2 separate regions of the Homo sapiens genome follow, and region 2 is linked to region 1. A link is an interaction called in ENCODE POLR2A ChIA-PET data of the cell type or tissue named here. Cell type or tissue: HepG2. All regions are shown on one strand. Region 1 overlaps ZFR2 (zinc finger RNA binding protein 2). Region 2 overlaps NMRK2 (nicotinamide riboside kinase 2).

What was found. ChIA-PET counts read pairs that join two places held together with the same protein. Peaks named below come from ENCODE experiments on the same cell type or tissue, not always from the same donor. Only the 100,000 strongest peaks of a DNase experiment are listed, where the experiment ranks them.
Region 2: POLR2A ChIA-PET joins it to region 1 with 11 read pairs; 2 of 35 experiments call an interaction of 5 or more read pairs at or near these places.

What each region holds. Positions count from the first base shown.
Region 1 is chr19:3,854,032-3,856,531 of GRCh38, forward strand. All of the region lies in intron 1 of ZFR2 (zinc finger RNA binding protein 2), which reads right to left. Among named protein-coding and RNA genes, the nearest start is that of ZFR2, 14 kb to the right of the region's middle. In HepG2, no CTCF peak of the experiment used is centred here; a DNase peak (open chromatin) is centred at 1,450; H3K4me3 peaks cover 450 bases.
Region 2 is chr19:3,933,475-3,935,974 of GRCh38, forward strand. It overlaps NMRK2 (nicotinamide riboside kinase 2), which reads left to right. Exons shown (of 8, transcript NM_170678.3): 2 at 1-223. The coding sequence starts at 198. Among named protein-coding and RNA genes, the nearest start is that of NMRK2, 1.7 kb to the left of the region's middle. In HepG2, no CTCF peak of the experiment used is centred here; no DNase peak of the experiment used is centred here; H3K27me3 peaks cover 573 bases.

The DNA.
Region 1 (2,500 bases):
TTTGATCACACCACTGCACTCCAGCCTGGGCAACAGAGCGAGACCCTGTCTCAAAAAAACCACTGTGCCCTGACACAGGCAGGGCACAGTGGCCTACGCCTGTAATCCCAGCACTTTGGGAGGCCGAGGTGGGCAGATCACTTGAGGTCAGGGTTCAAGACCAGCCTGGCCAACATGGTGAAACCCCATCTCTATAAAAATACAAAAAAAATGAGCCAGGCATGGTAGCAGGCTTGTATAATCCCCAGCTACTCCGGAGGCTGAGGTAGGAGAATTGCTTGAACCTAGGAGGCGGAAGCTGCAGTGAGTTGAGATCGCACCACTGCACTCCAGGCTGGGTGACAGAGCGAGACTGTCTAAAAAAAAAGTCTTGTTCTTTCTAGGCTTTTCTAGCAACTACCACATAACAGGCGCTTCACAGCCATCTGCAGAGTCTGATTCAGAGACACCTGTGGTAGCTGAGACCAGCGATCATGTGAACACATCATCTCCGGACCAAAACCAAAAGTCGATTATTCCAAACATGGTCAGAGCTCAGATTCCTACATCCCAGAGAGAAACCACTCAGAGGCTGACATAGATGACACTAGATGGTTAGGGCAGGGGTCTTGATGTAGAGCATGTGCCCGTAAACTCTGCAATAAACTCACAGGACAGGAAGTAGCCCTTTTACATTCTTGCAGAGAAAAAGAGTTGGGCAGAAAACAAGAGTTCTTCTAAACTACATCATTAAGAGGTTTTTTGTTTTAAGAGACAGGGTCTCGCTCTGTCACCCTGGCTAGAGTACAGTGATGCAATCATAGCTCACTGCAGCCTCTAACTCCTGGGCTCAAGTGATCCACCTCAGCATCCCAAGTAGCTGAGACTACAGGTGTGCACCACCACACCCAGATAATTTTTAAATTTTTTGTAAAGTCAGGGCCTTGCTTTGTTGCCCAGGCTGGTCTTGAACTGCTGGCCTCAAGCAATCTTCCTGCCTCAGCCTCCCAAAGTGCTGGGATTACAGATGTGAGCCACTGTGCCCAGCTAATTTTTTAAATTTTTGGTAGAGATGGGGTCTCACTATGTCGCCCAGGCTGGTCTCGAACTCCTGGGCTCAAGCAATCCTCCACCCTTGGCCTCCCAAAGTGCTGGGATTACTGGCATAAGCCAACGTGCCCAGCCAAGTTTTTCTTTTTTTAATGTGAATTTTTTACTTCTACTTTAAATCCCAACTTAGCATGGAAAATCATTTGCATTTTCAGAACAAAGGAGGCCATCTTCTGGCTAAGCTGAAAAAAAAAGTCATTAGAGGCCTTCTGAGGCACCATTTTAAAGATGATATTGCTTTTGCGGGTTGCACTATGAGAAATTCTGTGTGTACAAAATACCTGACAGAAAGTGAAAGCAGTCCCGGGCGATCCGGCGGCAGATTCATTGAGTCATTGGATAAATACTTCCTGGGTGCTAGTGGGGACCAGCTGCTGTCATGGGCGCTGTCACAGCAGCGGGGAATAACCAGACCAAAGTCCCGTCCTCCAGGAGGGTGCTGCGCGATAGTCCAGGGAGACACGGGGTCAGCAAAATAATTCAACGCGATCTGATGGTTCTCATGCCGCCGGGAAGGACGCGGCAAGGGGGTGTGAGCAGGGGGTTGCACTTTCTCACGGGCTGGTCATGGCGGGCCTGGTGGGTGAGGAGGAGGGTGAAGACACAAAGTTGGGGAAACAGGGCAGCGCATTTGAGCAGAGGGAATTGCATGGGAAGGGCCTGAGGGTGAAGTGCCCGGAACCTGGATTGGTCCAGAAGGCAGCGTGACTAGAGCGGAAGGAATGAGGGGAGATGGGGTCAGAGAATAAAGGGTGTGGAACAGGGGGCAGAGGACACCATGATGGATGTCACAGGCCATCGTAGGGGCTCCAGCTTGTCCCCTGAGACCCCACGGGGGTTTCCAGCGGAGGAGGGACATGGGCTACGTTGTGATGGGGCCTCTTTGGCGCTGTGCGCGGATGGAAATGGGGGCGAGAGCAGAAGGAAGCGTGAAGGTCCAAAATACAGACGAGGCAGGCTGGTGCGCGGTGGAGGCGGTGCGCGTGCAGGGGCGTGCGCTCAAGGTCAGAAGAAGGAAAGGAGGCCAGCCTGGCTTCCCATTTTGGGATCTGCACGAAGGACTGCCGGCGGCCCTGCCTGCCGCGGGGAAGCCAGCAGGATGAAGGGGTTTTGGAGAAGCGTGCAGGCGCTTGGACTTGGATATGATCAGCCTGAGATGCCAGTCAGACATCCACAGAGCATGCTGCATGGGCCGCTGTATGCAGGGGCCGAGACTAGAGCTCCAGGGAGAGGCCTGCGCTGGAGTCAGAAACTGGGTGTCATCGATAGTTAATATTTTTTTAAGATTGAGATATAGTCCACACTGTAACATCCCCCCTTTAAAGTGCACGGTTCGGTGGCATCTAGTACATTTACAAGGCTGTGCAAACATCACCTCTACCTAATTTCAGAATGTTTCCACCACCCCAAA
Region 2 (2,500 bases), 79 kb after region 1:
TCGGCGGCGGGAACAGGTGCCGGCGCCTCCGCCCCATCCCCAGGGGCCGCCTCCCCCGGGGCGGCCTCCAGGCTGCCGAGACCTATAAAGGCGCCAGGTTTTCTCAATGAAGCCGGGACGCACTCCGGAGCGCACTGCGTGGTCGCACCCTACCCGGGCTGCCTTGGAAGTCGTCCCCGCCGCCCCTCCGCACCGGCATGAAGCTCATCGTGGGCATCGGAGGGTGAGCGCCGGGGGACCTGGTGGGCGGCCCTGCGGGGCAAAGCCCCCTGTGCGCGCAGAGGGGGAGGCCCGGGAATGAATGGAGGGATGCCTGGCGCCTGAGGTCACCTACACGCCGCCCGAGGTCAGAGTGCAGGGAGGATTTTCTGCCCTGGGGGTCTCGGTGTCCCCAGTGGGAAGGGGGGCTGGACACTGAGCCCAGTGTTTCATTTTTTAAATGGAAATGATTCCCGCCACCTTCCAATTATACTCAGCATAAAAAAAAAATAGACCAGACACGGTGGCTCAGGCCTGGAATCCTGGCACTTTGGGAGGCCGAGGCGGGTGGATCACCTGAGGTCAGGAATTTGAGACCAGCCTGGCCAACACGGTGAAACCCCGTCTCTACTAAAAATACAAAAATTAGCTGGGCACGGTGGTGCATACCTGTAATCCCAGCTACTGGGGAGGCTGAGGTGGGAGAATCGCTTGAATCCGGGAGATGGAGGTTGCAGTGAGTGCGATCATGCCACTTCACTCCAGCCTGGGCGACAGAGTGAGGCTGTGTCTCAAAAAAAAAATCAGTAGGGACAGAAAATTAACTAAAGCTCCAGTGAACCCTCCTCCCGCCTCGTGGCTGTCCTGGCTAAATCGGGGACTGACACGTGGGCAGGTGGGATGGGGTCCCCAAAATGTCATTCCACATGACTGTGCCTTTGGAGCCTCTCTCAGGCGACCTCAGGCTAGAAGAGATTCAAACTCTCTGTAACCAGCACGGCTGGCTTTGTGGGGCTCACACCCCCGCCTCAGAAGGGACGGGAGCTTGGTCTAATGCTAGCCGGACTCCCTCTTGAATTTCATATTTTTTGTTTTTTGGGGTTTTTTTTTTTGGGGGGGGGGTGTTGTTGTTGCCGTCGTAGTTTGAGACAGAGTCTTGCTCTGTTGCCCCAGGCTGGAGTGCAGTGGTGTGATCTCGGCTCACTGCAAGCTCCGCCTCCCGGGTTCAAGCAATTCTCCTGCCTCAGCCTCCCAAGTAGCTGGGATTACAGGCGTGAACCACATGCCTGTCTAAACTTTGTGTTTTTAGTAGAGATGGGGGGTTTCACCATGTTGGCCAGGCTGGTCTCGAACTCCTGACCTCAAGTGATCCAACTGTCTCAGCCTCCCAAAGTGCTGGGATTACAGGCGTGAGCCACCGTGCCCTGCCCCTAATATTTTTCGAGTAAGAAGCCTCGAATTTTCATTTTGCACTCAGCGCTGCAAATGTCACAGCCCACCCGGGGCACAAAATAACTTGGATTCATGTCAGGCACTTTCTTTTTATTTTTATTTAAAAAATTATTAATACCTGGGGGCTTACATTTTAAAAATTGGGTTTTAAATTTTATAATACAGATGGGAGTCTCACTATGTTGCCTAGGCTGGTCTGAAACTCCCAGGATCAAGTAATCCTCCTGCCTCAGCCTCTCCAAATGCTGGGATTACAGGTGGGAGCCACCACACCTGAGCAACATTAGGCATTTTTCTAACCTGCCTCTTCTGGATATGATATAGGTGTCCTCTTTTTCCGTCAGTCTTTTTTTTTTTTTTTTTTTTTTGAGACAAAATCTCGTTCTGTCACCAAGGCTGGAGTGGAGTGGCACAATCTCAGCTCACTGCAACCTCTGACTCCTGAGTTCAAGCGATTATCTTGCCTCAGCCTCCCTAGTAGCTTGGATTATAGGCACCCACCACTACGCCCAGCTAATTTTTGTATTTTTACTAGAGACAGGGTTTCACCAGGTTGGCCAGTCTGATCGCAAACTCCTGACCTCAGGTGATCTGCCTGCCTCTGCCTCCCAAAGTGCTGAGATTACAGGCATGACCCACCACGACCAGCTAAAATTGTTTATATTATCTATTTATGTATTTATTTATTTATTTAAAGACAGGGTTTCACTCTCACCCAGACTGAACTGCAGTGAGGTGATCACAGCTCACTGCAGCCTCGAACTCCCAGGCTCAGGCGATCCTCCCATCTCAGCCTCCCAAGTAGCTAGGACTACAGGCATGCACCACCACACCTGGCTAGTTTTTAATTTTTTGTTAAGATGGGGTCTTACTATGTTGCCCAGGCTAGTCCTGAGCTCAAGCGATCCACCTGCTTCGGCCTCCCAAAGTGCTGGGATTACAGGCATGAGCCACCGTGCATGGCCGGTGCTGTTTTATTTTTTTAAGCCCTGCTGAGACTAAATCAATTTCCTTATCTGTAAACATAGGTGGGCCGGGCTCACACCTGTAATCCCAGCACTTTGGGAGG